2 separate regions of the Mus musculus genome follow, and region 2 is linked to region 1. The links are chromatin loops, found by intact Hi-C in ENCODE. Cell type or tissue: left cerebral cortex. All regions are shown on one strand.

Region 1 (4,000 bases):
GTTGAACGGCGGGTCCCACTGGCCCATGACATCGAAGTAGCCCCGACAGGAGTCTGGCGTGGGCGCTCGAGTCGGCGGTGCGTCCGAGCCCCCGACGCCCTCGCCGGCCTCTCCGGAGGCGGCTCCGGAGCGGTTGCCCCCTGTGAGCAGCAGTACGCCGCCCAGTTGCGCTAGCTGCCCGTGCCCAGATCGCTCCTGCGCCCGGCACATGCGGGCACACAGCTCGGTGAGGAAGCAGCCGAGAAGCAGCCGAAGGACTCGGCGCATCGTGTCTCCCAACCCGGGCTGGAGCGCTCGGCCGCCGCTGGAGCCGCTACCGCCGCCTCTGGACGCGCGGCCGAAGCTGCCGAGGCTGCTGGCGGGGGCTGCGGGCCGCCGCTGGCCGCACATGCAGGGAGGCGGCGCGGGGCGCTCGGTGGTCGGCGGCCACTGCGCTCGGCTCAGACTGCGTTCGCCTCCAGCGCGACGCGCGCCGAGGAAGGGGGCCGGCCGGGGAGGAGCGCGCCGGGGCCGGGCGGGGACGGAGCAGGAGCGGGGGCCAGCGCGGGGTGCAGGTCCTGCTGGCCACCGGGGGAGGCGGGGGTGGAAAACAGGAGAGAGTCGCTGTGTCCGTAACTCCCTTCCACCCGCCACCCGGGACTCGGCTCCCCACGTCCGCTCGCTCGCAGGATGCTCTTCACCTCTCTAGCACGCCAAGTGCGCTGGAGAGAGAGAGAGAAGCGACACTTGTGGAATGAAGGGAGGGCCAGAGGGAAGGGGGAAGGGGAGGAGGGCGGATAGAGGAGGGGTGGTGGTGAGCGCTAGCTCGAAAGGGGCGGGGGCGCGTAAAGAGGTGACTCGGGCGGGCGGGGGCGAATAGGGGGCGTGCAGAGAGAGCTCGGGCAAAAGCAGCAAGCTCCACCGCTGCCAGGCTCGAAAGAACAGCTCTGATTTCTCGGCAGGTGGAAAGAACCACGGCCGGGACCTCTGGCACCCTCTCGGGGAGAAAGGTGCTCCTCACCCCAAGCAAAGACTCAGAGGTGGTTCCGCCCTCGATTTCCCCCCCTAGGGGTGCGTGCGCAGGAGCTGCGATTGCAATCTGTCGATCAGGGAAGGGGTGACTAGGAGAATCGGGACAGATTAGATGGCTTGCTCACTCCAAGACACACTAGAAGCAGTGTAGACAAGATCTCCCTCCTCCTCCCGGGCGTGCAGGAACTGCCTTGCCCTTTCCGGGGATGCGACCTCATGCCTGGCGCGAGCCTGGGATGGTTCGAGTCCCTGAACAGAGAAGAGGCTGGAACTGGGAAGGTGGGTTAGGTGTCAAACCCCTTGGGCTGTGGTAAGCACCCCAGAACAGGGGCTTGGGAACTCATATTAAAAGCTGGGTGGTCTGGCGAGGCGGTCAGCGGACAAAGCGAAGGCAATGGCTCACCCTGGAAGGGCTCTCCTAAGAACTCCCCTAGCCCTTAGGACCTGCCGCTTTCTGTCCCTCTTCGCCCCCGCAGCGAACGCTGAGCTCCACAGGAGGGCACACAGCGGCGCCGCCTCTGCGCTGGCAGTTTTGGCGCAGCGCAAGGCCTGGGCACTCATCCTCAGCCACTCGTTTCTGCAGCCCGCGCGACAGTCTCCAGAGCAGGCTGTCCCCTGTCCCCACGGAGCCCCCCTTCCCCGACATCCTCACCGAGGTTGTTTCCTTGGCTCCCAGCATCTCTTCTCAACCTTTCCAAATTTGTTCTCTCTTCCTTTCTCCTGACTGATTCCTCCCAGCCCTCCATAAGCCCTCGACCATTTCTCCTATTTCTTCCTGCCCTCTACTTGAATTTGATTTCAATAGCCCCTAAATCAGGATTCACATCAAAGCTGCTAAGCTAAATTTATATCCCCACACGCCCTGGCGTTTTGTTTTTTAATTGTATTAACTGAGTATGCTCTTTGCAGTAGGCTGGGTGAATCACAGAGGAAGCAATGTTTTCTGTTCCCTCTCCTCTTGTTTGGTTTCAGCTGCAGGACTCTTGGGGGAAATTTTCAAAGGACCACGAAGTTGGGCCACATGTAAAATGGTCTGCTGGGATCCTCTTAATTGATAATTTATGAGAGGATTTATTAAGACTGTGTGGCAAGTTTTTTCCAAATCAAAGGGTTTGGCTAAACTCCCCCTCCCTTTGATGAAAGAAGATTTACAAATGCAGCCCAGGGCCACCTTGGTAAACCACACCAGGTCTTAGAGCCAAGACTGACTGCAGTAGAATGTACTCCAACCCATCCCCCACTGTGAAAAGGAAAGAGAACTGCCAACCAGCTTCCTCACCATAGGACCCTGCAAATAGGGTGGGAGGCATATTTGTCATACTGGCAACCCACAACTGCTACCACCTTGTCCATCCCATAAACATTGGTGTGGGAGCTGATGGCAGCTGACATTTCTCTGTGAGTTATAGCACAATCCCTAAGCTTGCTTTTATTAAAAATCAATAACTACTGAGTACCAGACAACCTGGGGTCTTGTAGAGGAATCAGTGAGCTCAGGGGCTCCCTTAATTCTCTGCTTCTTGGTTAATATTATCTTCCCAATAGCAATGAGAGAAACTGAGCCTCAAAGCAATGAGAAAGCTACCCAGGGAGTTTGTGGAGTGAAAGCTATTGACATTTTACCCAGGAACTATGCTTCCAGAGTCTGTGACTGGCCACTTCCTGTCCCTTCCTAACAGACATGCACCCCACCTTTGATTACGTGTTTCTATCTTTAATGTCTCCAAGCACTGCCATGTAAATAACATGACTAAAATGGCCTTGATAATCTGTGTTCCCAGGCACACAGACAAAAACGAATTGTGAAGTATGTTAGCTAGGTGTTTAGTTAATTAAGATTTTTAACAAGTTATGAATCATGAAATTACTTGTCATGAAAGCAAGAGGACCTGAGTTTACCCCCTCAAACCTACATGAGGAAGCAGAGTGTGGTGGCACATACTTAGAATCACATAGCTGGGGGAGAGGACACAGGCAGACCCCTGGGACACTTGGGCCAGCTGTCTTAACCTACTGAGGGGGATCTCCTGACAAAGGGATGGGGTGCTGGAGAGATGGCTGAGCAGTTAGGAGCCCTTACTGTACTTACAGAGGACTCAGCACCCAAATCAGCTGATTTACAGTTTCCTACAGCTCCAGTACTGGTACATGGCACTCTCTGGCCTGCACCGGAACCCACATGCACTTGCTTCACATAAATTCACACAAACACATAAAAAGATAAATCTTTTAAAAATTAAGTTCTTGAGGAATGACACTTGAGGTTGTCATTTGGCCTCAGCACACACAGCTACACATGTGTGTGCACACCTGCACCCATGGGAATATGCCTATCCAGAAAGAGAGAGAGAGAGGGAGAGAGACATGAAGGGGTTAGAAAGAGATCTTTAAGAAATTGTTCGATCTGGGACAAAAAAGAGGAAAGGAATGCCCAGAGCACGCAGGGTGCTTTCTAGCATCCCGTCTTCCCTGAGGTTGGGAGATACTTGGGCTTGTGGGAGGGACCTTCCAGCAGGCTTCCTAGGATCCAAGAAGTTGTGAGCTCTAGCTAGCAAGTGGTAAAGCCAAGGCCAGAATAAGCTTTCCAACTACTAATGTAGTTTTCTGCCATTTCCAACCCTGCTTCAACACCTCCTCGGTGCTCACCAGCCAGAGTCAAGGCATCCTTTACAATGAGCGACCTCATAGAAAAAAAGTAGGTTTTACACATACACACACACACACAATTTCAAGATTTGGGGGGTTTAAGAGACTTTGAAACATGATTTTTTTAAATACCCTTACACAAAAGATGAATAGGAAAGTCCACTTCTGGATCTGCCTTTGGTCTCTGCACAAGGCTCTCCGGCTTTAATTAACAGAGACTGCCCCCTGTTTGCGGGAAGAAAACTGCAGGAGCTTTGCTTCAGAAGGAAGCAGACTGAGATCCACCCTGCCTGCTTTTCCTGGAAGAATCCTAAGCCTCCTCCTGTTCCCCAGGAGCTTTCCC
Region 2 (4,000 bases), 130 kb before region 1:
CTCCCTCATCATGTGCCTTCCTCCCTGGTACGTCTTTCAATCCTTTTCTTCTTTCAGAAGAACAAGCATTGTTGGTGAGTTGTAGGGTTCACCCTGACGCATTATTACTGTCTCTTGTGACACTCGCCTTAGAAGCATTGCCAAGACTGGGAGAGCTTGTGTGGTGAAGTTCTGACTGAGAGGCATGAGCAGTGAGTTCATGGTTCAAAACTCAAGTTTAAAAGTAGAAACCAAAGTCTGTGCTTGCAGTCCTGAGGCTAAAGAGGTGGGGATAGGCAGACCTCTGGGGCTCACCAGAAACCCAGGCTAACCTAACAGGGTGAGCTCCAAGTCCCAGTGAGAGGCCCCGTCTCAGAGTGTGAGAGAGCTAGGGGGTGCAGAGCACTTACGGAATGACAGCTAAGATTGTCTTGGAGCCTCCACGTGCACAAGCACATATCAATACATAAACAGATGGGCATATGAGTCACACACTGACATCGCCAAAGGCCCCCCTTCTAGCGAGGTCCTGTTCCCTCATCGGTGCTCACTGATCATGATCAACATTAGCCCACCCCTGGACATTCTGAAGGTCTAAAGTGGGACCTGAGGACCTGCATTTCTGATGCATCCCCATGTGACAGACCTCCACCTGCAGGACCACAGCAAATATCCCCTAGACATCCTACCATCAAGCAAGTGTCAGAACGACCGAAGATGGCAAGGAGCCTTTGACCCCGTCATCCAACCTTGACTCGGCAATAAATCCCTGTTCTCCTCCACGGTGACCCCAGTTAATCTTCAGGAGGCAGTGAGGCCGACTGGAGAAAAAAAGAAATGTAAAGGGAGACGCAGGCTGCATTCTGTTGCCAGTGTGAGCTTGGATGAATCATTCTGTTTCTCTAAGCCTCAGTTTGCTCCTCTGTAAGTGGGTATAAGAATCTCCTCTTGATGCTTAGGAGACAGCTCAGTCAGCAAAACGCAAGCACCAGCACCTGGGAGGCAGAGATAGGAGGAGAGCTGGGGCCTGCTGACCCACCAGCCTAACCTACGGGCAAGCTCCAGGCCAGGGAAACACTCTATTACCAAATAAAGGAGTGAACCAGAGGTTGATCTCTGTCTCTAGATGGATGCGCATGCACATCCAGCTCCAGCTTTTAGATGAATGGAAAGATCAAAATTATAAATGTGTGTGTGGGGGGAGGGGGGAGGATCAAAGAAACCAGAAGGGTCAGGGATATCACAAGAACACAACTGGAACTCTTAGTTGCTCAGAGAGAACGTGGTAGATATCAGGGAACATGTATAGATCTGACCTAGGTTCTCTGTATTTATCTGATGGCAAGTAGCTTGGTGTTCTTGTGAGATTCCTAACAGTGGGAGCAAGGGGTGGGGGGCTGTCCCTGACTTGTTTGCCTGCTTGTGGGAACCTATCCCTTCTGCTGGGTTGCCACGTTCAGCCTTGATGTGATGGTATATGTTTCATTGTTGCTTGTTTTTGCCATGTTTGATTAATGTCCCCGGGAGCCCTGCTCATCTGAGGGGAGGAGGGGAGGGTCAGTGTGTGAATCTGGGGTTGAGGGAAGGAAGAGGAGAGAGACTGGTGAGGAGCAGCGTATGGCTGTGGTGTACAAATGAAGCAGGAAGGGCTGTGACGTAACTGGCATAACATGAATGAAAGTCTATATTCGACCCGAGCCTGGAAAGTTCTAGCATCACTACTATCACCACACACCACCTGCAAGCTGCTACCCCGTCTCCAGAAGCCATGATGGCAGTACTGCTCTGCATTAGCGGTGATCCGGCAAGCTTACCTGCAGCTGTTTGTGATGTGGGCCAGGCACAGGGGAGATGGTTCAAGTTACTGGTCCACCAAGAGACTGATAGACACTGGAGCCTGCAGAGAGAACTGACCTGGAGCTAGGAATAAGGGACTGTCAACTCCTATGTGCTTTGGAGAAGCAGGAATCTCTCTTCTGCATCCCAGCCCTGATGGACAGAGCCCTGAGCATCAGAGAGTCTGGCTACATTCAAAGTAGGGCTGCACCACCTACATGGCTGGGTATCCTCCAGAATCCACACTCCCCCTGAGCCTCCAAGACTTTGCCTGTGAGGGGAAGTTAAAAGCTATGCTGTTTCTGACATAAGAGGTGTAATGAAATAGCCTAGGTTTGCATGTTGCCGGAGGCCTGTTGGCATCTACAAAGGCTCCCAAAGTCCCTGTCAGCTAATTAGTATCCTTCACATTGGAAAGGCAAGGTACAGAATCAGAGGTGCACAAAGCTCAGTTGGTTGCACATCTGATCCTGAGTTATCTGTTAACTTGTAACTGAGGAGATGGCCTTGTGGGTAAAGTTTTTCCTACACAATCATGAGGACCAGAGCTCAGACCACCCAGAGCCCATGCCAAAAGCTTGGTGTGATCATGCCTGTAAACCCAGTGGCAGGTTAAGAGTGGAGACAGGGAGAACCAGGGCCTTGCTGGCCTGCCAGTCTAGCAGAGACCTAAACAGTGAGCTCCTGGTGAGAAATGAACATTTCAGATCATGAGAACTAAAGTAGAAAGACAGGCAGAAAGGCAATCAGCCTTTAGCTCTGACATCTGGACATATTCACTAAGACAAAGGGACATGCACATACACACACACACACACACACACACACACACACACACACACACACCATGATGGTGGTGGTGGTGGTGGTGGTGGTGGTGGTGGTGGTGGTGGTGGTGGTGGTGAGATAACATAAAACTTAGCCATCTTTAATATCTCTAATTGCTGTGATGTCAGTGAGCATACTCACACTGCTGTGTAACTGCCATCTACCCGTCTGCAGAAACATTTGCCATCTGTCTCTCACTCTCTGTGTGTCCTTGTCTCTTATTCTTCCCTTGCTACTTCTCCAATTCTTCTTCTTCTGTGATGCTTGGAGTCAAACCCAGAGTCTTGTGCATGCCAAGCAAGAGCCTTTCCACTGAGCCACACACCCCATCCCCTCCTTGTCATTCTCAAATAAAGAGTAAGCAGGGGTTTCACTTCCATTCCCAGGAACTTAAGAGCTCCGTGAAACGAATAGTGGTTGCTCCAGAAAGACAAGGATCAAGGTTAAGGGAGGACTGAGCTGAAGGGACACGGAACACTATCTGGCCCACCCCCTCTGGGGCCTCCACCAGAGCCCCAGGAATCAGCGAAGACTGATCAAGGTAGCACACACCTGTAATTTAGCAGAGAAGGCTAAATTAGGGGGATTTCCAATTCAAGGCCAGCCTGGGCTACCAAGCCCCCACAACAGGAAACCTTGTTTATTTACAAGTTCACTTATTCCCCTGAGCCTCCCTCTCCTCATCTGTAGACTAGGAAGAGAAACAACACCTGTGTCCAGTTTTGCTAACTGATAACAAAAAGTGGCAGCTCTTTGCTCTCTAGGTGTTAGCCAGTGTTAGCCATGAGGATTGCAGTACCCTGCATTCACTCCCCAGCCTCCTAGTGCAGTAGAAATCCATGCTCCTGGCCTCCTTAGGCAACTAAATCCATAGTAGGACAGGAAGCCTTCCCCAGCGGAGAAGCCCAGCCTACCAGGGCGAGTCCACTTCTCTGACATATTCCTGAGATTGCCCCTCCCCCAGAAGATACTGCAGACAAGAGAGAATCACCCCGAAAATCTGCCCATCAACCCAGAGTCAGGCCCCAATCTGACCAATCGCATGTGTTCCCACTGTGGTGGTTTCCTAGGTAACCAGCGCTTCTGTACCAACTCAGGGAGACTGGGTGCTGGGAGAGGAGAAGCTGGGAAGAAAGAAAGATCTGTGAGGAGACCTTCAGAGACAGGGACAAGGCAACAGGGACAGTCGTGGGGCAGGCGGGAGGACCAGAAGAAGGAAGGAGGGAGCCACCTCTGGCCATTTTTTATGCACATGCATGCACATGCAAGCACACACTTTTTTCTTTAAGGAAAAATGACTAAAACCATACTATAAAAAGGAAGATCCCAGATGGTAGGATTTCTCAGTGACACCCTC

What was found. A loop is a pair of places that touch in the nucleus more often than their neighbours do. Peaks named below come from ENCODE experiments on the same cell type or tissue, not always from the same donor. Only the 100,000 strongest peaks of a DNase experiment are listed, where the experiment ranks them.
Region 2: a loop joins it to region 1, with 4 times the contacts of the local background. A loop is called at or near these places in 5 of 42 quality-filtered maps.

What each region holds. Positions count from the first base shown.
Region 1 is chr16:11,980,848-11,984,847 of GRCm38, reverse strand. It overlaps Shisa9 (shisa family member 9), which reads right to left and starts at 735. Exons shown (of 5, transcript NM_028277.2): 1 at 1-735. The coding sequence starts at 267. Gm32278 (predicted gene, 32278) reads left to right here and starts at 1,103. Exons shown (of 2, transcript NR_155455.1): 1 at 1,103-1,290. In left cerebral cortex, CTCF peaks have their summits at 335, 965, 1,513 (motif pointing right) and 3,892; DNase peaks (open chromatin) are centred at 580, 1,081, 1,499, 3,893 and 1 more place; H3K4me3 peaks cover 1,907 bases; H3K27ac peaks cover 1,813 bases.
Region 2 is chr16:12,115,161-12,119,160 of GRCm38, reverse strand. All of the region lies in intron 2 of Shisa9 (shisa family member 9), which reads right to left. Among named protein-coding and RNA genes, the nearest start is that of Shisa9, 130 kb to the right of the region's middle. In left cerebral cortex, a CTCF peak has its summit at 3,867; DNase peaks (open chromatin) are centred at 1,720, 2,032, 3,734, 3,955 and 1 more place; H3K27ac peaks cover 2,380 bases.